Regions from separate parts of the Homo sapiens genome. Here region 1 is linked to region 2. The links are chromatin loops, found by intact Hi-C in ENCODE. Cell type or tissue: PC-3. All regions are shown on one strand. Links, peaks and the distances in the headings refer to the core of each region. The heading gives the core; the rest is flanking DNA. Region 1 overlaps LINC02762 (long intergenic non-protein coding RNA 2762). Region 2 has its middle 28 kb from the start of SDHD.

Evidence for each region. Hi-C counts contacts between places; a loop is a spot of excess contacts. Peaks named below come from ENCODE experiments on the same cell type or tissue, not always from the same donor. Only the 100,000 strongest peaks of a DNase experiment are listed, where the experiment ranks them.
Region 1: it touches region 2 in a loop (13-fold over the local background); 71 of 110 quality-filtered maps call a loop at or near these places.

Annotation. Positions count from the first base shown.
Region 1 is chr11:112,271,672-112,288,340 of GRCh38, reverse strand. The region is part of intron 1 of LINC02762 (long intergenic non-protein coding RNA 2762); the gene reads right to left. Among named protein-coding and RNA genes, the nearest start is that of LINC02762, 9.3 kb to the right of the region's middle. RefSeq lists an enhancer at 7,910-7,999. In PC-3, for the core only: CTCF peaks have their summits at 7,606 (motif pointing right) and 8,323; a DNase peak (open chromatin) is centred at 7,620; H3K4me3 peaks cover 634 bases.
Region 2 is chr11:112,109,374-112,121,202 of GRCh38, reverse strand. No RefSeq gene overlaps it. Among named protein-coding and RNA genes, the nearest start is that of SDHD, 28 kb to the right of the region's middle. In PC-3, for the core only: a CTCF peak has its summit at 7,532; a DNase peak (open chromatin) is centred at 7,562.

The DNA.
Region 1 (16,669 bases), core at 3,890-11,889, 170 kb before region 2:
TCCTGCTTAGTTTACTTACTTATTTTCAAGCTTCCCCACCAGAATGTGAACTTGATGAGAACAGAGACTTTTGTTCATTACTGTTTCCGCAGAACCCGCAACAATGGTTAGCAATAAGTAGACAATAAACAATTGTTCAATGAATGACTGCAGCCTCTACACTCAGCTCAGGGAGATAAAAGGTAAGAAGAATGTGCTTTACACGTGCTATCCCCTTGGATCTTCACAACACTCTTTGGAAATAGATACAAATAGACATGATTAACCCCATTTAATAGATGAGAAACTCACATTGAAAGAAGTTAAGTGTTCAAAGCTGCACAGCTGAAGTGGCAGAGCTAAGATTCAAGTTCATGTCTACTTGACTGCAAAGGCTGCTTTTCATAAAATCACATTAACATCATGTTGGATACCTTCGATACACACAATACATTTTTTTTTAAGACGGAGTTTCACCCTTGTCACCCAGGCTGAAGTGCAGTGGCACAACCTCGGCTCACTGCAACCTCCACCTCCTGGGTTCAAGCGATTCTCCTGCCTCAGCCTCCCAAGTGGCTGGGACTACAGGCATGAGCCACTACATTGGCTAATTTTTGTATTTTTAGTAGATACAGGGTTTCATCATGCTGGCCAGGCTAGTCTCAAACTCCTGACCTCAGGTAATCCACTGGCCTTGGCCTCCCAAAGTGCTGGGATTACAGGCATGAGCTACCGCACCCGGCCAACATTTATTTTTTTTAAAAAAAATGTTAACCACATTGCCTCCCATTATCCCATTATCCACCTAGAAAAGCTAATAATAACAATGGCAAAGTCAAGAAATGTAGCCAAGGGGCCAACAGAGCCCCAGAGTCCTTAGAGAAACTGGCCACATCGGCATTTCCCCACTCGAGGACTCAGCCCCTGCCTCCAGTAGAAAATAGCAGAGGTGCCCACCTGGGAAGGCCTTGCCTTTATTATTCCTCTGGCCATAGCTGGCCATACCAAGGAGACCTCTTGCAGACATATCTTCTGGCCTGGCCCATGTTACTCTGTAAACCTAATGACATGTGTAACTCTCGTTGCTGATTACAACTGCCGAGCTCCTGTTGATCATCATGACAGGTAAGAGGCAAACACACATGCAGCTGCAATCAAGGACATGATGAGCACCTACCCTGAGCTCTGGATGGCACTGGGTGCTCAGGTTGCCCACATTTTAGACAGTCGCTGATTGGAGCAAGAATTATTAGGCCACACTCATCTGCATCCCCCAGGAAATGCTGGGTTGCCTTGACCCCCTGGGAGGAGTTATGAAGGGTCCCCACAGGCTAGAGCTTGGGTGGCTGGACACTGAGTTGGAGACCCTCGTACAAAGAAAGGGAGATTAAAATTTGTTCTGTAGAGTCAAGGGACTTGTGCTTGTCAACTTCCCCTCTTCATATGGCTTTGTTTCCCCATGTTGCTTTTAAACAGGTGGTTCAGGCAGGAGAAGAAATCAGCTCTTCCCTCCTCACCCCTATACTCCCCTTGGCCTGGCCCAGCTATAACTTCTGCTTATTCAAGACTCAGTAGTGTTGGTGCTGCCTCCAGGAAGCCTGTCCTGGCCCCTGAGACCTCTCCTCTGTGCTCAGAATAACCCCCATACATCACTGGATCCTGGTACTCGCCCTGCTGCATTATAATTATCTAAGTGTGGGTCTGTCTCCCATCCGGGCTGTGAGCTGAACTGAGGTAGGAACTGTGACCCATTTACTGTCATGTCTCCAGCTAACACCATGCCTGGCACAGAGTAAGTGGAATAAATATCTGGGCTAATGGAGTTGCTGGATTACCAGACTACGTGTTCTGACAGGTAGCTGGGAAGATAGGATCATCATAGTTCTAGTCTCTGTGCTGCCGACATTCACAAGCTCTTGGAAGACCTTAGGAATCATCTAGCCCTGTGCACAGGTTCCCACATCCTGAGGTCCCTGCACCAGGAAGGGTGGTCTGCCAGAACTACAAAGGCCGAGGGAACAACTTCTCAGGAAAGCCTTGGCCACAGGCTACTCTCATTTCTGAAGGCTCTGAGCCTATCTCACTGACCATTTAGAACAAATTGTTCATGACTCAACTTCATTATCTTCTACCCCGTATAGGAGCCCCAGCCTCCTCGGCTCTGCATTAGGTCATTGTTATCGCTCCCTTGTGGGCTTGCCATGTCACCTCCACAAGCAGCAGCAAAAATCACTTGCCAGAAAAAATGTCAGAAAAGCAATTAACATGAGCCTGGGTAGCAAGAAAGAAGCAACACATAAGAACAAAGGAGATGGCTCCTCCCTGCAAAGTCTGTGATTGCCTACCAGGGAAGCCAGCTCTGGGAGACCTGGGGATTGGGCTTGAGCCATCAGCCTCTGCCCCTGGTGCTTTATTTCAGAAGCACCAGCATCCCTTTAATCATGCGCAGGAAGCTTGACTGCTGTGGGAGCCCAAAGGGACCACCTGAAGCCTGTGATGAGACGGGCTGCAGCGCAGGAGAAAGACAGAGTCTCTCCCACTGCCTACTGAGGAATGCAGCTGCTCTGCAGCTGAACTTGGAGAGGCAAGAAAGAGAACAGACATTTAGGAAATGAGAGGTGACCCAGTGTCTGAACACTGAAGGTCATGGGGAGATACAAGAGACAGAGAACAGGCTGAGCATGGTGGCTCACGCCTGTAATCCCAGCACTTTGGGAGGTGGGCAGATCACGAGGTCAAGAGATTGAGACCATCCTGGCCAACACAGTGAAACCCCGTCTCTACTAAATATACAAAAATTAGCTAGGCGTGGTGGCACATGCCTTTAATCCCAGCTACTTGGGAGGCTGAGCCAGGAGAATCCCTTGAACCCGGGAAGCAGAGCTTGCAGTGAACTGAGATCGCGCCACTGCACCCCAGCCTGGCGATAGAGCAAGACTCTGTCTCAAAAAAAAAGAGAGAACAAGGAGAGAGGGATAGACAAACAGACACAAACACAAAAGCAGAGACAAAAGTTGACAACTTTAAAAGAATTTTTAAACAGAAGGAGTTTTCACCATTAGTGAGTGAGGGGCCTCCCTGAGAGTGGGGGAGGATTATGAAATCATTACCAGAATGTTCTAGATCTCACCCCTGGAGACCACAAAGTCAGACCACGTTTACATTCAGTTCCCAAATTGTGATCATCTAAGCTCTCACCAGCTGTGGCAGCAGGTCCCGCAGCCTTCTCTGAGAGGCAGCATGGCCTCAGGGACTCAGGAGCCAGCCCTGAAGCGGAATTCCCTCTGCTGCAGCCCCCACCTCAGGCTGCCACTATGGCACCCACAAGCTCACCATCTGCAAGGCACGGCTTTCACCACCACTGCCGCTCTGGCGCCTAAGGAAGACCTGCCCTGACCCCCACTTCTCAGTCCTTACTATGGGATCCATCCTTCCCCGGTGCCACACTTCTCCCTTGAATTTCCTTGAGAATTGGAGGCGGCAGAAGGAACCTGCGTGGGGCCTAGAGCAGCCTAAAGCCCCTGACCCACCTGCCTCGTACCTCATGCCCACCAGCTTCACAGGGCCAGGGGTCAGTCATCTCCCACCATAGAAATAGCTGACACCTTCACGCCCTGGAGCCTGAATCCGAGGGAGATGTGGCTGCCCCTTAGCCTACGGCCCTGGGTCTTGGGGGATGATGCTGGGTTCCTGAGTGACCCTGTGGAATCAATGAGCTCACCTACTCCCCAGACACTGCTAAATGAGGGAGAGAAGTAATCCACAACATTTTTTAAACCACTGTATTCTTGGATGTTTTTCTTACAACAGCTTTGCCTCGCACCCTAACAAATAACAAGAGCAGGCGATTTCCTGGCAGGAGTCACATCTGATTTCAGCTCACAAGACAGCCAGCCCTCCAATCCTGGGGTTCCATATCTGAAGATTTAGCCAACTGCAGATAGAAAATATTCCAAAACAAACCAAAAAATATATATAACAATAAGAAAACACAGGCCAGGCACGGTGGCTCATGCCTGTAATCCCAGCACTTCGGGAGGCCAAGGCAGGTGGATCACCTTGGGGTCGGGAGTTTGAGACCAGCCTGACCAATATAGAGAAACCCTGTCTCTACTAAAAATGCAAAAATTAGCTGGGTGTGGTGGCGCACGTCTGTAATCCCAGCTACTAGGGAGGCTGAGGCAGGAGAATCGCTTGAACCTGGGAGGCGGAGGTTGCGGTGAGCCAAGATCGCACCACTGCACTCCAGCCTGGGCAACAAGAGTGAAACTCTATCTCGAAAAAGAAAAAGAAAATACAAATTAAAAACCCACTAAAAAAGCTATTTACATAGCATTTTACATTGCATCAGGTTTTATAAGTGGTCTGGAGGTGATTTAAAGTATATGAGAGAATTGTAGGTTATATGCAAATACCACACCATTTCATATCAGGGACTTGAGCATCTGTGGATTTTGGTATCTGCAGGCAGGGAGTATGTCCTGGAATCAATCCCCTGTGGACACTGAGGGATGACTATGATGATAATACCCTCTAAGAATCAACTTAATATGAGTTGGTTGTTCCGAGCAGGTACTGGGCACTCCCAGTGAATAAGAAAGTGTCCTCAGGGCCTCCCTCCACATCACCTAGTAGAGACAAATGGGGCCTTTCTCTTTGTTCCAACAGCTTAATCACTTCTTTCTTCCCACTTTTTGCATCCCCCTCCCCTGCCCTTCAAGGCACAACAGCAAATCCAATGAGGGACCAGCCCACACTCAACAGCTACACTAACCAGCTGAGTGACCTTGACACCTGCTTCTCAATCAAGGGCTGGACTAGATCTGTGGCTTTCAATCCCAGCTGTGCATTAGAATTACCAAGGGACCTTTGAAATATTGAAATGCTGAGTCCCTCATCAGACCAACTAAAACCAAATTTCTGTGGGGTGGAGAACCTTTAACTCGGAAACTAAATCCAGTTCCCAGATTAATTTCATCAAATGGTGCTGTTCTGGTCACAATCCAGCTCATGTAGCCTTCGCTGGACTTTGTCTTATTTATAGCCCAACACCTGGGACAGTCACAGGTATCACACATAGTAGATGCTCACTTTTCCTTCTAAGAGGTTGCTGTCATTGTGGATAAAATTCCATGTTTTCTGCATTTGATTTGAGAATACAGGAATGGAACTTTTCTCTAAGAAAGAAAAACAAAAAAAACTAAGTTTGGTCACTTTTTACTCCTGTGGGGTCTTCAAAAGACTTGTGTAGCAGACAGAACATGGGCTTTGGAGTCATTCAGACTGGGTGTGAATTCCAGCTCTGCTCCTCCTTCACCATGTGACTTGGGCAAGTGATATACTGGCTCCCCTTGTAACCAACATGGTCACTTGAATTACAGGTGAATAGCATTTCCTGATTACAAATATGCAATTTGTGCAGCCCAAAGCAGCAGCTGCAGCTGAACCTCAGTGCCTAGTTTTCTTAGCTGTAAAATGAAAGTAGTAATAGTTACAACACAGCTTTCATGCAAAAATATGAACAATGTAAGTAAAATAGTTAGCATAGCCCCTAGCATATATAAATACTCAAGAAATGCTAATTTTCTCCCACTTTTACCCCCAAAGTTTTCTATATCCCCAAACCTATGCATCTGTGTCCTCTGAATGGAAGGCATGTGAGGGACTCCTATTGAGTGGCCACCTGAGATCTCTGCAGGACACTCGCAGATGCAAGGCAGGCTGAGATGGATGTGGTGTGCAGCTTGATCCTGGTAAGGCAGCTACTAACAGCGGTGCAAGTTTTGCATTGCACAACACTGTTGGGCTCCTTTCACATCATGGTCATCACAGGTTTTTCTAGTTCCTACAGCAGTTTTCTAGAAGATGTCAGTGGGGTGTGTGAAAGAAATGGTACCATTTTCCAAATTCAACCAAATTTGCCCTGTTAACCAGCTGTAGGCTGCCATCCCCACTCCCTAGTTCCTCTGCCTTAATATGACATTGGACCTCATCACCCAACCAACCTGTCCACAAAGTAAGTCCTGATGACGCCCCTCTCAGGGGCACACAAGCCATTCTTTGTGCCTCTCCTTGAAACTGATCATACAATGAAAATGAGAAACACAGCAGGACAAATGGAGAAGATGAATCCCACCACAAGATGTCCTGAAACTTCCATGCTGTTGGGAGCTCCTAGCCCCCTTCAATGCAGACCAAATCACCCAGCTCCCAGACAAGGGTTCCAACTCACAGCTGCTACATGTGAGCTCCCAGATGGGATAGCTCTATAATGTGCCGCACCTACATCCCCATTTAAAGGAAACCGCCTGCCCTCATCCCCTGCCACAGGTACTTCCCAGCAGGGCAGTTCTGTTTTATGGCACACTCTCCCCTGCCCAGCTAATTGCAACAGGAAGCAGACTCCCAAACAGCTCATTCATTGGCTGGCTAGAGACTTTTGAAGTGGCCCAGCACCTGAAAAAGGGGAAGGGTGTGTCAATTAGATTTCTATCTCAGAAAGCAAAACTGGAAAATGTCAAGAAAATCAGTCCGTTGGTGGCGGGAGCCAAGGCTGAAATGTCCTGGAGTGCAGCAAGTGGAGAGAGGCTGAAGGGACCACAGTGAGTGAGGGGTAAACCAAAGTTATGAATCAGCAGAAGCTGTGGCGCAGGGAAGAGGCAGGTGCAGAAAACAAGGCAAGGGAGCTGCCAGTGGCGAGCGGAGAATGGAGGACCTGCTCACAGAAGCCAGGTCGCCTTACTGGGGGAGAGCCAGAGCAAAGATCCAGGACTCCTGCTGGAGTGTAACCTCAGATCCAAATGCAGGCTCTGTGGACATTCTTGCTCCCTTGTTGCTCCCTTCTCCTTCCAGCTACCTCCCCAACTTCACTTGTACTGGTGTGTGAAGGCATCTGGTTATTGCCGCTTAAAGAACCCGGCCGGGCACGGTGGCTCACACCTGTAATCCCAGCACTTTGGGAGGGCGAGGCGGGCAGATCGCTTGAGTTCAGGAGTTCCAGACCAGCCTGGGCAACATGGCGAAACCCTATCTCTACAAAAAATGCAAAACAATTACCCAGGTGTGGTGGCACATGCCTGTAGTCCCAGCTATTTTGGGGGCTGAGGTGGGATGATCGCTGGATCCCAGGAGGTCAAGGCTGCAATGAGCCAAGATCATACCACTGCACTCCAGCCTGGATGACAAAGTGAGACCCTGTCTCAAAAAAAAAAAAAAAAAAAAACCACCTCAGTTCAACCATTAGCAAGTAGAGATGGACAGAGAAAGTCACACACACAAAAAAAGCCAATCAATAAGGAAACCACCTAAAAGAAGAACAATTATTTTACAGTTTCTGGGAATAATACTAATTAACATGTGTATAACCATTTGCAAATTTTGGCTTAGGATAATCATGAGAAACATAGAAATTGAATCTGAGTTCTGTCTCACCAGTCACCATTGCAGAATCAGTTCATTTTAGTCAGAAGGCCAGATAGGGGACTTTGCAATCTACAGCTCACCCTGTCACATCTCAGTGGATCTTTTTGAGGTGGGGGAAAAAAAAAAAAAAAAAAAACCTTGAGAAGCGAGGGCCAGGGGAAGGGAGGAAAGCATCTTGAAATAGACCATGGTGGCCACTAGAGGGAGATGCTACCTTGTGAAACATTTCACGGCCCGCTACTTCCAGGGAGAGTTCTCAGCTGAGACCAGAGAACGTGAAGGGACCTGCTCCCCTTCCTCCTCTTTTAGAGACGAGATGAGGCAGCATCCTCTCTGGAACCGAACGGGCTCTCCTCCGCGTTGGTGAAGACAAGGCCATGTTCTACAAAGTTCATGCATAACCCATCGTTCCTGCGGACCAAGGCAACAGGAATGGCCATCGTCTGGAGGGGCCGGCTGAAAGAGAGCCGGAAGAAGAAATGTCTAATGCTGCCCTCAAACATCTGAGAGAATACGGAGAAGGGCCACATTTGCTATGCGCGGCTTCAAATGGCGGAACTAGGACCCATGGCTGAGAGCTACAAGGAGAAACCACTCAGTACAAGAAGGGCTCCTTGGAAACACAGCTGACCAAATTGTGGAGTGGATCCAGCTGACACTGACCATTTTTGGGTGTGGCATAGATGGGCGACCACACTGTGTGGGCAGTTGGTCTCACCGCCTCTAAGACACCTTCCATCTCTGAGAACCTGCAGGAAGGAGAGAAGTGGCCTTGCGACCCCCACCCGCCCCGCCCACGCCGAGTGCTTCTTTGCCGCCCATCCTACCGCGTGCCACCAGGGGGCGCCGCTGCTCTGGAAGACGCCTTACCACTGAGGTTTCAGAGCCAATCCCTGAGAGCCAAGTGCCCACCCTCAACCAAAAGACCACCTGTTAGGTCGAGATAGCACAATGAATCTGGATTGGTTGCACCTCCGCTATTCCAAACACATTGCAATAGTACATAAAGTATAAAAAGAGAAAACCAAAAGATATAGTTCCTGCCCACTGCCGTGGCTCACACCTGTAATCCCAGTGCTTTGGGAAGCCAAGGTGGGAGGATTGCTTGAGGCCAGGAGTTTGAGATCAGCCTAGGCAACATAGCAAAGCCCCGTCTCTACAAAAAAAAAAAAAAAAAAAAAAAAATAGCCAGGTGTGGTGGCAAGCACCTGCAGTCCTAGCTATTTGGGAAGCTGAGGAGGGAGGATCGCTTGAGCCCAAGAGTTCAAGGTTACAGTAAGCTATGATTGTGCCAATGCACTCCAGCCTTGGGACAGAATGAGAACTTGTCTCTAAAAAAAAAAAAAAAGATATAGTTGAGCTGAAAAAAATATGTATGAATATCTCTTTGGATCAGAAAAGGAAGATAAACCCAAAGCAGTGAGCAAGGCTGAAGCTCCAGGACGGCTGCCCAGTGCTACCTGGGGTTACAAATTCCTGGGGAGCCATGGGCCCGGGGAGGGGAAGGACAAAGCCTCCCTTCCAGGAACTGAGACAAGCCACCCACTGTGCTGTCTCCAGTATCTGTTGTCACCAGCCACCTTCATGAGGCGTTTCTAGACCTGGGGTTCAGAGGGACAGGAGGAAGCAACTGCAAAACCTCTAGACAGGTGCAGTTGAACAATCAGAAGAGAAAGAAGAAAAAATCCAAAAGCCTCCCATTCCACATGAGCCTGCAAATCCAAAATTACAAAACACAGGAAGAACCTCATGCTAAGCCTAGCAGCCAGCAGCACCAACACTCTGAACATGAATCAATCCAGACAAAATTAGTATTCAGAAGCAGCATGACATACATGCATACATTGAAGCTGATAAGAGAAAAAGGAAGCATAATGCTGTCATCCACACAGGGTGAATGTCCAAATAGCACATGCCGCTGGCCTGCTGAGGAGCACCCCTTGGGGTCCACTCACAGAGAGGACCAGGAACACGTGTGCAGGTCCCCATGACCCTTTTCTCCTAGGTTAGCACTGTACTGCCTGGGAGGGGAAAAGAAGCAAAAGTTGCTTCCTGGGAGAGTCAGGAAGGGACATTCTACTGATGACACTAGTGGTTTGGGGCCTATCCGGGACTAAAGCAGCCCCTCTCTTGAGCCCCGTGTCCTCAAAGAGAGACTAGTAGATTGAAAAAGTACTGGTTCAAGGAATGTGAAACCTGCTATTAATTGATTTATTACTTTAGACAAGTCACTTTCCTTCTCAGAGCTTCTGTTTCCCCAACAGTAAAATGATGTTAAACAGATCATCCCTAAGATAAGGTTATCTTTGATAACCCAGGTAAGGTTATCATTCTAAAAGAAAGGAATCAGTAACTCATCTCTTTAATTCTTTCATTTTTAATACAAGCCTAGCACCTTTTCTTTTCTAAGTACAGTATTTAATTTCTGGTTGTAATATTAATCTATGTTCATTAGTAAAAGGGAAAAACTCAAAGAAGGAAATAAAAATGACTGCAATGTCACCAGTTAGAGACAACACTGCTAACATTTGCTGTAATTTCCAGTGACCTTTCTTTTACTGTGCTAATATAAATATGAGGGTGCTTTTTTTTTTTTACAGAAATCAGGTAATAATATTCACTGCTAACTGAACATCTACTACCTGTCAGACACAGGACCAAGTGCTATACAAACATCTCACCAATCTTTATAGCAACCTGCAGGGGAGACACAATGTCTCCAATTTACTGAAAAGAAAATTTCTGTGCAACAAAAAGTCAAGCAACCTGCCTGAGGCCACATAACTGTGAGGAACAGAGCAGAATTCCTACCATACCAGCTTCCTGAATGGTCTACATTGTCTTGTGACTTTTTTTTTTTTTTACTTATTTTTAACATGTTCTCATTTTTCAGTTACTTTTCTAACACATTATTATAAGTGGTTCAAGGTATTAATCACATAATCCCTTACTGGCTAGCATTTAAGATGTTTTCAATTTTCACTATCATAGACAATGCTGTGATTATCTTCCTTCCACATAATTCTTTCCACTCAGCAGTAATCATCCTTAAGATAAAAACGTTGAACATCCTGATCAAAGGGTATGCACTTTCTTTTTTTGTTTTTTTATTTTGAGACGGAGTCTCGCTCTGTTGCCCAGGCTGGAGTGCAGTAGCGCGGTCTCGGCTCACTGCAACCTCCGCCTCCCGGGTTCATACCATTCTCCTGCCTCAGCCACCCAAGTAGCTGGGACTACAGACGCCCACCACCGTGCCCGGCTAATTTTTTGAATTTTTAGTAGAAACGAGGTTTCACCATGTTAGCCAGGATGGGTATGCACTTTCTTAAGGCTATTGACAAATAGTGTCAAATTGCCCTCCAAAACACTCAAACAATTATTCTCCCTTTAACAATTTAGGAAAGTTCAATTTGCCTGCAACCTCATTAATGTTGGAAGTGATCTCATTTTTATTCATCTTAGCTGATGTTACAGGTGAAATGTCTTGATTGTTAATGTAGTTAAATTTTGTTCTGAAGTCATCAACCACTTTATGATTCATTTTAATAAGCACCTATATACAAATCCTTGGAAGACAGGAGGAAAATGAAGAAATGGGATCAAAAGGAGAGAATATCAATTTCATTTATTTAACAAAAACCAAATACCTAACATCTGCAAGGCATGTTACAGGCCCTGTAGGCATTCAAATGAGTAAGCACAAGCAACTATTGAGCACCTGCTGTATGCTCCAAGATACCAGACATGCTAAGTGTCATAGGAGAGACAAAAGAAGGTACAACATTTATCCTCCAAGAACCCAAAATCTAGTTGAGAAAGGGAAAAAACCAACACAAGAAGGTGTTTTGAGCCTAATTCCTCTTTATCTGTTCTTTCATGGAACGGAGCTTCCACCTCCTTTTATGGTCTGCTCAGTAAACCTCAAACCATTGTGGCTTGTTCATATACTTCTCTTCCTGGATCACGTGGGAGCTCCAGAGGGCAGAGATGGGCTCTTACTCAGTGGTCAAATGGACACCCTGGAATGATGGACGGACATCCTGGAATGATGGAATGATTTTCCAATTCTTACCTCATGATTGAGGGTTGTAAATTAGCGACAGGTTGCCACATCCCCTAGCCACTCCCTACTGCCCACCCCCTGCAGGGATCAGAAACACAGGGCCAGTACTCAGATACAAGGTCATAGGCATATACATTAAGTTAACATTAACAGCATTCATTTATTGGTTGGATTCAATAACCAGCCACACTCCCTGAAACTGTCAGAGTCTGATAGTTAGGGCATGCACTGCGACCCTTGGTTATGTCAGTACACAGGATGTTTATCTGACTGTTCATTTACATGACTGATTCAAGGGTTTTGGTTTTGTTTGTTTTCTTGTTTGTTTGTTTGCTTGCTTACTCTTTCTCCTCACTTACTGATGTTCACCTCTCCTCCCTGCCCTTCCAGGATCCACAGGTCATAAGATCATCACCCGCCACCTGATCTGATTCCCCTGGCTTAGAAACCTGGCCATTCACACATAAGCTCACCAAGTTCATTTCACTTGCAGTTGTCTTCTCATTTTTCTTTTTTACTTGCTGTGATTTTTCCAGCCCTCTCTCTGGCTCTCTCCCTCTCGCCTTGCTCAGAGAGGTTTTACACCAGCCCCTCCTAGGTCTCCTTTCTCCTTTCTCTAAGGGATGTCTCAACACCACTGACATTTCCTGAGTTTTCCATTTACTAGTCACTGAGGTCTTTTATGTGGACTGCCCAAAGCATCTAGAACCAGCACAGCTCAATAAACATTTGCTTAATTCAAACTCTGACTACTGTGCCACTGATTAGAATTTCAAGAGCTTCAGATTCATGTGCCCTGGAGGAAATGGGAAGGACTGGCTACCAAAGGTAGGATTTAAACCCGACTTAAAATCTAAGTACAATCCCAGTGCTTTAAGAAGCCGAGGCAGGTGCATCCCTTGGGCCCAGAAATTCAAGGCTGCAGTGACCTGTGATTTCACTACTGCACTTCAGGCTTTGAGACAGTGCTACAGAGCAAGACCCTGTCTCAAAGAAAAAAAAAAATTAGAGCTAGCCTAGGTTTATGGGAGGAGGTCATCAATGTCTTTAACTGTGAATAGTTAGAGAAGAAAGGAACTGACATTAGCCCAAATAAGTCATGGTCTTTGCTCCTGGGCAACATATGGAGACCCCATCTTTACAAAAAAAAATAAATAATAATAATAATAATACATAAGGTCGGTATGCAGGATGTCCATCTGCCCATTCATTTACATGACTGATTCAATCTCAATCTGAATGATAATGGGAGCAGAAAGGACTTCATCCCATCACCCCTTTCCTTCCTTTTCCCCTCTACTCACTTCTGAGGAGCCATCAGTAAGACAGAGAAAAAGACAGAGAAAAGAGATAAACTGTTCACAAAATAGTGTTGAAGGTGCCAGGAGAGGTAGTCATTGCTGTGTGTCTTGTTCACGGTCTACACCAAAGATACTGAAGGGCCTGAGCTCCCTGGGCACACATGGACCTCCCAGGATGATCCTCCCCTTCAGAACTGCAGTAGGACCTAGAAAGGCCAGCAGATATGAAAGATGAAGAGGACTGCGTAAGAGGAAGGGAGACCAGAGCAAGACAGCCCCCCAGAGGTGTGACCAAGAAGGAGTAGAAATATTCCAAGAAAGTGAAGAAATATTTCCCCCATCCTCTGGATGCTGTGTGCATCGGCTAATAATCAGTCTCTTACCGGAATGAACTGGACCTGCATACCCTCCTGTAAGCCACCAATGTCACCAAGGGTCCCAGTGTGCATTATAACTGTCATTGACCAGACAGACCCTGTACTAGGTGTTGTACCTACATTACCTCAGTGAATGCCACCTAACACTATGTGCCCAAGACCACGAAGACTTCCAGCCAGGGAGCTCAAACTCGAGGGCACATAAGAATCACCTTGGAGCTGGTTAAAATGACACAAAAAGTTATGGCTCCTAAATCTGGAGTGGGGTCCAGGAAAATGCATTTTAAATAAGCATCTTGTGGGGCCTTCAGCATCTGCATCACTGTCACAGGTTGCTTATTAAAAATGCATGTTCCTGGCTGGGTGTGGTGGCTCATGCCTGTAATCCCAGAACTTTGGGAGGCCAAGGCAGGTGGGTCAGTTAAGCCCAGGAGTTCAAGACCAGCCTGGGCAACATGATGAAATCCCATCTCTACAAAAAATACAAAAACTGGCCAGGTGTGGTGGTGCATGCCTATAGTCCCAGCTATAGGGAGGTTGAGGCAGGAGGATCACCTGAATCCGGGGAGGTCGAGGATGCAGTGAGCTGTGATTGCATCACCGCACTCCATCCTGAGCCATAGAGTGTAACCTTATCTCAAAAAAAAAAAAATGCATGTTCCTGGACCCCCCCACCTCTGACCTACAGATCCAGAACCTGTACGCTCCAGCCCAGCCCTAATAGGCTAGTGGCTTCCCTTTGGACCCTTGGGACCAGCCAGTCTAGTCACACCACAACCATTGTCCTCAGAGAAAGCCCGTCTCACCATTTGTCCTCCACAGAACATTCCTCCAACCTCCTCCTCCCGTTCTCACTATTCTCTCCATCGCAAACCTTCCCTCTCTGCCACTTAAAACTTCCACTGCTGAGTGAGCTCCCCTACATCTTCCACTCATTCCTTTCCCTTATGAGCTTAGATGAAACCACCAGGGGAAAAATGGCAGACATGAGCTGCAATGATGGCCACCACCCCAACTCAGGGGAGCTCAGTCATCTTAGGCAGCAGGCAGCTGCAGTGATAATGGCTGCCCCCACCCCCCTGGAAACTCTTAGCAGAGTTAACAGAACAGAGCTGTTAACAAAGCTGTGCAGAGTTAACTTAACAGAGCTGTGCAGATTCTCAGCAGCCACTTGACTGGGGTCTTAGGCAGTCTCCAGTCAAGTGGCTGCTGAGAATCTGCACAGCTCTGTGCTTGGGACCCAAGGCCCTGGTAGTGTAGCTCAAAAGTGGGATCTCCTGATCTGTGGGTTGCGCAGATCCGTGGAAAAAGTACGGTTTTCTAGCAGGGTAGCATGATCACTAACCACCTCCCTTGGCTTGGGGTGGGAGCTGCCCTTTCCCCGTGTGGCTCCCAGGTGGGCCGTCGCACCACCCGGCTTTTCTTCACTCTTCATGGGTCACATCAACTGCTTAGTCAGTCCCAGTGAGAGAACCTGGATACCCTGGTTGCTGGTGCAGGATTCACTTGCCATTTTGGTTCCTCCCAGTGGGAGCCTCTGACCACAGATGTTTCTAGTTGGCCATCTTGGCCTCTCCCCCCAGTACTAATATTTTTATATGAAGAAAATAGTATCTTTGAGGTTTTAAAGGCAACTGTGAAATAAAATTGTTTCACCTCCGGGTGAAAAAAATAAAAATAATAAACAAATAAAAATAAAACTCTGTTGCCTACAGATAGAATTCAAAATGCTTAGCATGACCTATAAGACCTAGCATGACTTGGCCCCTATTTACTTGCCAGCAACAGCATCTGTCACTCTTTTTCTTGAACATTACCTTTTCATTGTTCCCTGCTCACATCACACTGTTTTGTAATTCCACACTTCTCTCTTCCAGGAACATTCACCCCAACCTACCCCTATCCTTCAAAACAGTTCATCCAGGATGGCTGCAGTGACTCACACCTGTAATCTCAGTGCTTTGGGAGGCTGAGGCAGGAGGATTGCTTGAGGCCAGAAGTTTAAGACTGCAGTGAACTATGATTCACGCCACTGAACTCCAGAGAGAGAGAGAGAGAAGAAAGAAAGAAAGAGAGAGAGAGAGGGGGGAAGGAAGGAAGGAAGGAAAGAAAGGAAGGAAGGAAGGAAGGAAGGAAGGAAGGAAGGAAGGAAGGAAGAAGGAAAGAAAGAAAGAAAGAAAGAAAGAAAGAAAGAAAGAAAGAAAGAAAGAAAGAAAGAGAAAGAAAACCAGCTCATCCACCATTTACCCAAAAAGCATTCTTTCCCTTCTTTTGTACTCCTAAGGCTTACCTCTATCTTAGCATTTACGCATTATTTTGAAATTATGTTTATGAACCTGCCTCTTAACACTAACCAAAAGCTATTCAAAAAGAGGGATAAGCCAGGCATGGTGGCTCATTCTGTAATTCCTTTGGGAGGCCCAGGTAGGAGGATTACTTGAGGCCAAGAGTTCAAGATCAGCCTGGGCAACATAGCAAGACTCCATCTCTACAAAAAAATAAAAGTTTTAAAAAGGAGAAATCTTAACTGGTCTTTATGCCCCTGCCCTAAAGCTTACCACAATGCCTGCCACATATTGGACCCTCAAAACAAATTATTGATTAATTTTCACAATGGGACTACAAGGCAGGCATTACAAATGAAAAAAACTAAGTCCCAGAAAGCCAGTTACATTCCAGGGGATGGGAGGGCAGCAACTTGAAACCAACTCTACCGCTAAGGCCTAGGCTCTCTCAAGTACAACCTGGAAAACATGAGTGAGCAAGGAGATGGAGGTGAGAATGAGGTGTCAGGGCACCCACCCAGGACATGATGCGTGAGGAATGGAGGGATATGAAGGTGGACAAGATTCTCAAGGGTGGAAGAATATGGTCATGAGGCCTTGGCATTGTGGCTTCTAAGCAGAGCCCTGATACGCTAAACTGCCTGGCAATATCAGGCCAGGCAGTTTGGTCTGACATTGCCAGTTTAGCTGCCCAGGCATGTCTGCTAGCTAAATCTAAATGCTGGGCCTGAGGTCAACGTCCCCACAAATACCCACAACTCTGCTGCACAACCATATTCAGAGTCCTGCACTTACTCAGCCTCTGCTTGCTGAGCAAGCAGATACTACCTCTCTTGAGCACAAGCCTCCAGGAAGTTCCTAATGTAGATCAAGGTGGGAATATCCATGGAATATCCAAATTATATTAGAAGGCCAGGCAGGGTGGCTCACATCTGTGATCCCAGCATTTTGGGAGGCTAAGGCAGGCGGATCACTTGGGACCAGGAGTTTGAGACCAGCCTGGGCAACAGGAAAAAACCCTCTACAAAAAAAAAAAAAAAAAATTAGCCAGGCATGGTGGCATTCACCTGTAGTCCTGGCTACTCAGGAGGCTGAGGCAAGCGGATCAATTGAGCTCGGAGATTGAGGTTGCAGTGAGCCATGATGGCACCACTGCACTCTAGGCTGGGTAACAGAAGGAGACCCTCAAAACAAACAAGCATACAAACTAACAAACAAAGTATATTAGAAGATAAATAAATA
Region 2 (11,829 bases), core at 3,830-11,829:
TATTATATCCCTAATAATTCATACCTTTTTGTTTTCTGGTTTTTTTTGGGGGGGGGGTTGGTTTGGTTTGGTTTTTGGTTTTTGAGACGGAGTCTCGCTCTGTCGCCCAGGCTGGAGGGCAGTGGCGAGATCTCGGCTCACTGCAAGCTCCGCCTCCTGTGTTCATGCCATTCTCCTGCCTCAGCCTCCCTAGTAGCTGGGACTACAGGCGCATGCCATCACGCCCGGCTAATTTTTTTTTTTTTTGTATTTTTATTAGAGACGGGGTTTCACCGTGGTCTCAATCTCCTGACCTCATGATCCGCCCACCTCGGCCTCCCAAAGTGCTGGGATTACAAGCGTGAGCCACCGCGCCCTGCCAATTCATACCTTTTAAAGCATATAGAAGAGTTTGAAACAAAGTGGATTAACTACCGTGATTTTTTAAACTACAGCTATTACTACAGTACTGCCAGAGTACAATTGATTTAGCTCATCGTTGCAACTGCCCAACTGAGCAATAGGAGTGGGTTTTTCCACCCAATTTTGTGGGAAACGACCTGAAGAGAAAGTTATATTGATGTTAAGCAGCTCCACTATCCGCGTGACTAATCTTGGTTCATAAGTTTCATTGGGCCTATGACTCACTTCTCTATTTTAGATATTTATTGCCCAGGAAATAACACTGATACCATTAGAACCCGTTTCCAGTTTGAACGATGCCAAAATTACAAGTCAGCACAGGAAAAAGCTCAGCTCCTATGTGTTAATTACAACATCAATGCAAGCAAAAAAGAAAAAAGTTTGAGCTTTTGCAATCCTTCATTTATCCAGCATTTGTGACCAATGGGATGTTCTATATGTTGAGAAGGAGAAAGAGGACAGTCGACGGACCAGACCAGACTGCCCTGCTTGTCTGAGCCTTGGTGTGATCGCCAGGGGGGAATGCATATGGGGTTCAAGTTTAAGGGTCACAACCTTACATTTGTCCAGTTACCCGTATTAAAGATTAAGTGCTAGCCATGCTCTTAAGACATAGGACATAAGCCAAAATATAAATGTATTCATTTTTTATGCACACACACACACACACACACACACACAATAAAACTGTCAAATGAACAAAATTCCAGTGTCCATTAGTCAATATCCTGACTTCCCAGTTTTTTAAAAAAAGTCTCTTTAGAAACCAAGCCATTATCAGAAGTTTGCTTTGAACACATTTTATTGGCTTATGTGCCTGTCCATCAAGTCTGTGAGCTTCTGGTGTCTTTTTTTTTTTTTTTTTTTTTGAGACAGAGTCTTGCTCTGTCGCCCAAGCACGATCTTGGCTCACTGCAACCTCCACTCCCCCAGGTTCAAGCGATTCTCCTGCCTCAGCCTCCCAAGTAGCTGGGACTACAGGCATGCACCACTACGCCCGGCTAGTTTTTGTATTTTTAGTAGAGATGGAGTTTCACCATCAGCCTGTTGGCCAGGCTGGTCGCGAACTCCTGACCTCAAGTGATCCACTCACCTTGGCCTCCCAAAGTACTGGGATTACAGGCGTGAGCCACCACGCCCAGCCTCCTGGTATCTTTTTCATCTCTGTATCCCCAGGACCCAGCACAGTGCCTGGTACATAGTAGATACTTAAATATTTTTTAATATATGAGTGAGTGAATAATAAGATGTATATGAACCCATCTGCAAATTTTAAGGTGGTGTCATTAAGCTATGACAGATGAATGTACCCATCTTCACAGCAGGAGCAGTGGACTTATGAAAGCAAACACAGGAAACAGGGGAAGATGCACATGTATTAAGTCACGATTAACAGCTGGGCGCGGTGGCTCAGGCTTGTAATCCCAGCACTTTGGGAGGCTGAGGCAGGTGGATCACTTAAGCCCAGGAGTTGGGTAATGGCCGACACAGCATGGTGAAAGCCCATCTCTACAAAAAAAAAAAAAAAAAAAATTAGACGGGCATGGTGGTGTACACCTGTAGTCTCGTTACTTGGGAAGCTGAGGTGGGAGGATGGCTTGAGCCCCGGAGGTCGAGGCTGCAGTGAGCTGTGATTGTGCCACTGCATTCCAGCCTGGGCAACAGAGCAAGACCCTGTCTCAAAAGAAAAAAAAATAATTAATTTTTTTAAAATTATGTAAAAGCAAGATTAATGTTGTAATGCCAATTAATGTTTTTAGATGACATTGTGAGAGACATAAAGTACAGAAAATAAGGCTTTCAACGCATTTTAGACAACCAAAGTACATTGACGTGAAGAGGGAGAAGAAAGGAACCCTCAAAACTAAAACTTCCTACTTGTGCCACTGTGTCCACCAACTCAGAAACGTGGGCTTCTGTACCTCATGGAAAATGGCAATGTCTCCTCTCCATGGGAGGTTCTTTTAAATTTTATTTGCATTCATATTACCTTTGAGGGTGGGAATGAGGAAAAACAAAAATATGGGTTAGTCTATGAGTGAAATTTTTCCAGAGAATATTGTCAGGATCATATTACCTTGGAAAAAGATACAATAGAGGCCCATATTGATCGTGTTTAGGTGAGATGCTGAGTGTGTTTCGGTTAAAATGTACATTGAGTTGAAGATACCCTATAGTGGTTAGACCCTGACCTGGCCAGAAGAATATTTTAATCTACTAAACTTATTAGATAAAACAAAGAAGCTAAATTAAAAAGTATTGAATTCTCCAAGATTCTAAGTCACAGGAAGTAATAAACCCATACCAAATAAGCCCCTAATTCTGCAGTAGTAGCTTTGAGGGAGAGAAACCAGCTTCGAGGGAGATGAAACCAGTTTGGGGGAAAGGGAGGAGGTGCCCTGGCCACAAATTTAGCAGGGCCACCAACATAGCTGAGTCATGGCTCAGGAGGCACCTTTAATACTATGTCAACCATCTGTCACATCCATCTTTCTTTTTTTTTTTTTTTTTGAGATGGAGTCTCTCTCTGTTGCCCAGGCTGGAGTGCACTGGTGTGATCTCAGCTCACTGCAACCTCCGCCTCCCAGGTTCAAGCAGTTCTCCTACTTCAGCTTCCCAAGTAACTGGGATTACAGGTGCCCACCACCACACCTGGCTAATTTTTTTTGTACTTTTAGTAGAAATAAGGTTTCACCATGGTGGCCAGGCTGGCTTCAAACTCCTGACCTCAAGTGATCTGCCCATCTTGGCATCCCAAAGTGCTAGGATTACAGGCATGAGCCACCACACCTGGCCCACATCCATCTTTTTAGGAAAGAATATTCAGATTAGAAACAGGAAAACTGGTGGACAACAGAAAGTGCCACTCCTTTATTCCTGACGTCTAAGATATGAATTGAACTTCCTTTTAAGTGTATGGTATTTTAAAATATTTGTGTTGATTAAAAAAAAAATGTATATATATATAAAGGTCGGGTGTGGTGGCTCACGCCTGTAATCCCAGCACTTTGGGAGGCCGAGGTGGGTGGATCACCTGAGGTCAACAGATTGAGACCATCCTGGCCAACATGGTGAAACCCCGTCTCTACTAAAAATACAAAAATTAGCTGGGTGTGGTGGCTTGTGCCTGTAATCCCAGCTACTCAGGAGGCTGAGGCAGGAGAATCACTTGAACCCAGGAGGCAGAGGTTGCAGTGAACCAAGATTGCGCCACTGCACTCCAGCCTGGCAACAGAAAGACTCCGTCTCAAAAAAACAAAAACAAAAACAAAAAAAACAGATAGTGAGATGGTTTGGCTCTGTGTCCCCACCCAAATCTCATCTTGTAGCTCCCACAATTCCTGTGCGTTGTGGGAAGGGCCCAGCGGCAGACGATTGAATTATGGGGGCAGGTCTTTCCCCTGCTGTTCTCATGATAGTGAATGGGTCTCATGAGATCTGACGCTTTAAAAAATGAGAGTTGCCCTGCACAAGCTCTTTTTGCCTGCTGCCATCCATGTGAGATGTGACTTGCCCCTCCTTGCCTTCCACTGTGATTATGAGGCCTCCCCAGCTATGTGGAGCTATAAGTCCAATAAGCCTCTTTCTTTTGTAAATTGTCCAGTCTCGGGTATGTCTTTATCAGCAGTGTGAAAATGGACTAATACAGATGGCAGTTCTGACATACACTACAATGTGATGAACCTTGGGATATTATGCTAAGTGAAAGAAGCCAGTCTAAAAAAGACAAATACTGTATGATCCCACTTATATAAGGCTTGGAATAGTCAAATGGATAAAAACATAAAGTAGAATGGTGGTTGCCAGAGACCAGAAGGAGGAGGAAATGGGGAGTTTAATGGGTACAGCATTTCAGTTTTGCAAGGTGAAAAGAGTCCTGGAGCTGGATGGTGGTAATGGTCATATGGCATTATGAATGTATTTAATACCATTGCATTGTACACTTGAAAATGGCTAAGATGGTAAATTTTATGTTATTTATATTTTAACACAATAAGATTGGAAAAACAACTTTTATTATAAAAAGTTTAAAACTTGCACAAATACTCATCATCCAGCTTCAACAATTATCGACATTTTGCTTATCTCATTTCTTCTATTTCTCCACTCCCCCCTTATTTCCCTTATAGATTTTTAGGTGTTTTTTTTTTACTTGCATGGTCTAATTATGATCATGTCATCCAAAAATCCTGCTGTATTGTTATTTTTTCCCTATATTTGTTCCTCATTTTTTTAAGAATCCAATGATTCTATGGTTAGTATCTCTGTTAAACAGAAATGAGGGAGGACAGGAAACATTCTTGCTTTATCTTAGGCTTTTTTTCCTTTTTTTGTTTTGAGACAGAGTCTCACTCTATTGGTTAGGCTGGATTGCAGTGGCACAAATCTCGGCTCACTGCAACCTCCACCTCCTGGGTTCAAGTGTTTCTCCTGCCTCAGCCTTATGAGTAGCTAGGACTGCAGATGTGCACCATCACGCCTTGATAGTTTTTGTATTTTTAGTAGAGACAGGGTTTCACCGTGTTGGCCAGGCTGGTCTCGAACTCCTGGCCTCAAGTGATCCACCCACCTCGGCCTCCCAAAGTGCTGGGATTACAGGTGTGAGCCACCGTGCCTGGCCTATTTTATCTTAGTTTCGATGAGCTTATCTTTGCTATTTAACAAATGCTGGCTCTTTGTTCTATGCATGTGCTCCTTTTAAGTTCAGACAAACAGGAACATTCAGCAAAGTTTTTCACTCAGTACTGGTGCGGGCATCAGGAGATATACATGTTGACACATATCTATTTCTGTTGGCTTTCTGGAAATCAACTGCATGACATAACCAGGACTTTTTAAAGGCTCATGATGATTTACCTAGAAATTCCTATTCAAGACTCTATCTTAAGGAAATAATCAGAGATGCAGTCAAAGATTGATGTATATCATTTTGAATAGCAATGGAGTACTCATGTTATATTTTTGACCACCCAGAGGCCATCCCCAGCCCCTTTCTCCCTTGTTAATGCAGAGACTGAGAACAGCAGACACTCGTTTCCCTAAGCCTTTACAGCAAGAGGTGGCCAAATGTGCCAGCTCTGATCAATGAACTCTAAAAAGAAGTCTGCAGGGAATGATGAAAAAGATGTTCTGACGACCAAGGCTTTTACTGCCCTACCTGCAACCCTGCTTCCTGCCTTTGAATCAATCAAAGGAGAATGTGGTACTTGAAGCCATTCCAGCTGTACTGTGACCACAAATTGACGAGCCTAAAAGTGACAGGCCAACATGCTGAGGATGAGAACAGAGAGGCAGAAAGAACTTTAGTCTGAGATGACATCCTTAACCGCTGCATCAAAACTGGACCTGCCTACCCAGACATCTTTTTCTATGAGCGATTCTGTGGTAGTACTCTTTTAATGGGAGATAGTGGGTGTGTATTCTTCTGCTTGCAGCCAAAAGGAAACCTACCTTATATGTATGAATATCCTACAATTTATTTAATTGGTCCTCTAGTTACACATTTAGCTTGATTCGATTTTCTTTTCTATCAGAAGTAACAATGTTGATGAATGTTTTTGAATATGCATCTTTGTCTTTTCGTGAGCATTTTTTTTGGTCTTTGTCTTTATCCTCTGCATCTGAGAAATTTATTTATTTATTATTTTTATTTATTTATTTATTTTGAGACGGAGTTTCACTCTGTTGCCCAGGGTGGAGTGCAATGGTGCGATCTCCACTCACTGCAAACTCCACCTCCTGGATTCAAGCGATTCTCCTGACCCAGCCTCCCAAGTAGCTGGGATTACATGTGCCCACTACCACACCCAGCTAATTTTTTGTATTTTTATTAGAGACGGGGGTTTCACCATGTTGGCCAGGCTGGTCTTGAACTCCTGACCTCGGGTGATCCGCCTGCCTCGGCCTTCCAAAATGCGGGAATTACAGGCATGAGCCACCGTGCCTGGCCTGAGAAATTTATTTACATTTGTCTTCCTTTGCTAATTTTAATTTGACAGAATTAATTTTGCTTTTTTACTCCTTATCCTGTGTTTTTCATTTCCTTTCAACCCTTCCTTTTCTTTTTCCTCTTTCATCACACCTAGTTTATCTTCCATCTTAGCCTACCTTCATCTTCTTCTGTTACAGAGCTCATGACTCACTCACTTCCACTTAAGATACCCAACAATTTCCTAGAACTTTTTCCTGGCTTCCGCAAAAAATCATTTGGACCTATGCAAAACTTCTGAACCTCTATTATACTTTTTTCTTTCACTTGTTTTATAGTTTTGTTTTGTTTTTTTAATAGGTCCCATGCTGATTTTTTTTTCTCCGTGCTCAATTTTGAACAGGGTGATAGCTATTCAGATTCAGTGTTTGTTACCAAGCAGAGTGAGTGAGGATTTCCTTTGGTTCTGCTTTCTGTCTGATAGCTGGATGGTTGAATCCTCCTTTAAAATCTGTACCTGCAGCCTTGGCAACATAGCAAGATCTACCTCTACAAAAAATACAGAAATTAGCCCAGCGTGGTGGTGTGCACCTGTAGCCCTAGCTACTTGGGAGGCTGAGCCAAGAGGATCACGGGCGCCCAGGAGTTCAAGGTTACAGTGAGCCATGATTGTGCCACTGCACTCCAGCCCAGGTGACAGAGCAAGAACCTGTGTCAATCAATCAGTCAAAACAAATAAAGTCTCTATCTGGAGGGCAGGTCATGTGCATGTGTCCCAGCCTCATTCCCAGTTTCTAGCCATTTTTCACTTGGTGTACTTCGGCTCTGCTGAAGCTGCATCTCCCTTTTGCTTCTATTTCCTGGTTTTCTGTTAGTCTCAGCTAATCTACTACATGAGGAATTGTGATTTTTTAAAAATGGAGCCCTAGTAAGATTTTCCTTGTTCTCTCCCCTAACTCTAAATCACACCAGGGTTACACTTGAATTCTGGTTAGTTTCCCCAAACTTTCTGCCCAACAGTTTTTTGATTTGTAAAATTTTTTTTTCCTTTTTCTTTTTTTTTTTTTACACACAAGTGAGAATTAGACAGTTCTTCCAATAGTTTTTTGAAATTCATGTGATTGAAAGAAAGAAAAAAGGAAAAGAAAAAAATCTCAGCTATAGAAGCGTGATTTTTCTTTTTTTGGAGTTGGGGGAAAAGGGTGCAACCTCCGGTGAAGGAGAGACTGGATGAGAAGCAGGAAATCTGCTCCCCCTAGTGGAAAGAAAGAGATACTTCAGGACTAGTTTATCAAAATCTGCTCTTGTGGTCTAGGTCTCTCTCTCTCTCTCTCTCTCTCTCTCTCTCTCTCTCTCTATATATATATATATATATATATATATATATTTTAAAACTAAAGATTTATCAGCAAATAAGTAAATTCTGCAAAATTGCAAAATATTACATATATACATATATATATATAGAGAGAGAGAGAGTATGGAGTTTGAGGTTATAGCGAGCTATGATCACACCACTAATATATAATTTACATTATATATGCAAACATATATATCATATATTTAATTATTTATTTTAAATATTTATTTATTTATTTATTTATTTATTTATTTATTTATTTATATTTTTTTAGACAGAGTCTTGCCCAGGCTGGAGTGCAATGGCGCGATCTCGGCTTACTGCAACCTCCGCCTTCCAGGTTCAAGCGATTCTCCTGCCTCAGATTCCCAAGCAGCTGGTTTACAGGCACCTGCCACCATGCCCAGCTAATTTTTGTATTTTTAGTAGAGACGGGGTTTCGCCATGTTGGCCAGGATGGCCTTGATCTCTTGACCTCGTGATCCGCCTGCCTCGGCCTCCCAAAGTGCTGGGATTACAACCATCCTTTTTAAGGCAGAATAATATCCCATTGTACGTATAGACCACATTTTGCTTATCCGTTTATCTATCAATGGATGCTTGGGTAGCTTCTATGTTTTAGCTATTGTAAATAATGCTGCTATGAACATGGGTGTACAAATATCTCTTTGAGATTCTGTTATCTGTTATTTGGGGCATATACCCATAAGTTAAATTACTGCATCATATGGTGATTTTATTGTTAACTTTTTGAGGAATCATCATACTGTTTTCCACAGAGCTCACAGTATTTCACATTCCCACCAACATTGCACAAGGGTTCCAGTTGCTTCACATCCTTACCAACACGTTATTTTCTGTTTTTTAATTTTTTAAATATATCCATCCTAATGGGTGTGAAGTGCTATCTTGTTTGTAGTCTTGATTTGTATTTACCTAATGATTAGTGATTTTGAATATCGTTTCATGTGCTTATTGGCCATTTGTATATAACAAAAGTTTTGTTTTGTTTGACAAGTTCTTACTCTGTTGCCCAGGCTGAAGTGCAGTGGTGTGATTATAGCTCACTATAACCTCAAACTCCAGCCTCAAGTAATCCTCCTGCCTTAGCCTATTGAGTAGCTAGGACCACATGCCCAGCTAATTTAAAAAAAAAAAAATTTGTAGAGATGGTGTCTCACTATCTTGTCCAGGCTGGTCTCAAACTCCTAGGCTCAAGTAATCCTTGTGTTTCAGCCTCTTAAAGTGCTAGGATTACAAGCATGAGCTACCATACCTGGCTTGTATATAATAAAAATTTTTGAAACTAAAGATTTATCAGCAAATAAGTAAATTCTGCAAAATTGCAAAACATTACATACATCCATAAAAAATAATTTTACTTCAATATATAAGTGATATAAGTTAGAAAGCATAATCTTTTAAATCCCATTTCTAATAGAAAGGTCATATTGGGAATAACCTAATTTAGTAATAAAAGAGTCACTCAGAAAAATGATAAAACTATTTAGAAAAAAAAAAGAACCCTAAAACAGATGGAGAAATACTCTTGATCAAGAAGACTAAAGGTAGGTCGGGCACGGTGGCTCACGCCTGTAATCCCAGCACTTTGGGAGGCTGAGGCGGGTGGATCACCTGAGGTCAGGAGTTCGAGACCAGCCTGGTCAACGTGGTGAAACCCCGTCTCTACTAAAGATACAAAAATTAGCCAGGCATGATGGCACGCGCCTGTAATCCCAGCTACTTGGGAGGCTGAGGCAGGAAAATTGCTTGAAACTGGGAGGCGGAGGTTGCAGTGAGCCGAGATCATGCCACTGCGCTCCAGCCTGGGCGACAGAGCAAAACTCCGTCTGAAAAAAAAAAAAACAAAACTAAATGTAGTAAAGATGGCAATACTTTCCAAAATTATATACAGATTTAGCCAGAGCAATTAGGCAAGAGAAAGTAATAAAAGAAGTTCAAATTGGAAAGGAGGAAGCCAAATTGTCTGTTTGCAGATGACATGATCTTATATATAGAAAAACCTAAAGACTCCACCAAAAAACTCATAGAACTGATAAATTCAGTTAATTTGTAGGATATATAATCAACCCACAAAAATCAGTAGCATTTCTGTACATAAGCAATGAACTAGCTGAAAAAGAAATCAAGAAGGCAATCCCATCTACAATAGCTACCAAAAAAAAAATAAAATAAAATACCTAGGAATAAATTTAACCAAAGAGGTGAAAAACTTCTACAAGGAAAACTACAAAACATTGATGAATAAAAAGGATACAAACAAATGGAAAGACCTCCCATGTTCATGGATCAGAAGAATTAATATTTTTAAGATGACCATACATCCCAAAGTAGTCTACAGATTCAATGAAATCCCCATCAAAATACCAATGCTATTCTTCACAGCAATAAAAAAAAAATCTTAAAATTTGTATGGAACCACAAAAGAGCACAAATAGCTAAAGCAATTCTAAGCAAAAGGAACAAAGCTAAAGGCATCACACTACCAGACTTCAAAATACAGTACAAAGCTGTAGTAACCAAAACAGTATGGTAGCAGTATAAAAACTGACACATAGACCAATAGAACAGAATAGAAAATCCAGAAATTAATCCACATCTCTACAACCAACTGATTTTTTACAAAGTCACCAAGAATACTCATTGGGGAAAGCACAGTCACTTCAATAAATGGTGCTGGGAAAACTGGACATCCATATGCAGAAAAATGAGACTAGACACTCCCCCCGCCTCTCACCCTATACAAAAGTCAACTCAAAATTGATCAAAGACCTAAATGTTGGACGCAAAACAACAAAACTACTAGAAGAAAACATAGGGGAAATACTTTAGAACATTGGTCTTGGAAAAGATATTAAGAATAAGACCTCAAAAGCGTAGGCAACAAAAGCAAAAATAAACAAATGGGATTATTACAAACTAAAAAGCTTCTGCATAGCAAAAGAAACAATCAACAAAGTGAAAAGACAACCTATAGAATGAAAGAAAATATTTGCAAGCTACCCGTATGACAAGAAGTTTATAACCAGAATATATAAAGGAGTTCAAACAACTCTAAAGGAAAAAAATCTAATAATCGATTTTAAAACGGGCAAAAAATTTGAATACACATTTCTCAAAAGAAGACATATAAATAGAAAACAGGCATAAGAAAAGGTGCTCAACAATACTGAGCATCAGAAAAAATGCAAATCAAGGCCGGGCGCGGTAGCTCACACCTGTAATTCCAGCACTTTGGGAGGCCAAGGTTGGTGGATCACTTGAGGTCAAGAGTTCAAGACCAGGCCAACATGGTGAAACCCTGTCTCTACTCAAAATACAAAAATTAGCCAGGTGTGGTGACAAGTGCCTGTAATCCCAGCTACTTGGGAGGCTGAGGGAGGAGCACTGCGCAACTTGTATCAGTCACAGTTTTGGTAAACCCACAGGCTAGCTCTAGCTAAAATGAGTGAAAACCAAATGTCAATGGAGAGCTTCTTTGAAAAGGGGAAAGACCCAATGAGGAGACAGCAGAAGACTCTAACACTAACAAAAAAAGAAAAATGCATTTAAAAGAAAATACCAAGAGTCCTACTTAAATTATGGGTTCATTGCAACAGGTGATTCATATTCTCCAAGCCTGCTTTGTATAATATGTGGTGACCAACTATCCAAAAGAGCCATGAAACTTTCAAAACTGCTTTGCCACATGGAAACAAATCACCCTGCATTAAAAGACAAGCTTTGGAGTTTTTCAAAAGAAAACAAAACGTGAACACAAAGAACAGAAGCCACCACTACTGAAGGCCATTATTGAAGGCCACCACTTTGTCAAATGTGTCTGCAGTGAGAGCATCATTCTTAGTGGCTAACTGCATTGTTAAAGCTAAGAAGCCCTTTACTATTGGGGAAGAGTTGATCCTGCCTGCTGCTAAGGACATTTGTTATGAACTTTTAGGAGAGGCTGCAGTTCAAAAGGTGCCACATGTTCCTCTTCCAGTCAGTACCATAACTAGACCAATTGATGAAATAGCAGAGGATATCGAGGCACAATTTTTAGAGAGGATTAATGAGTCACTGTGGTACACAATCCAGATTGACAAGTCTACCATTGCTGACAACAAGGCAACAATGCTTG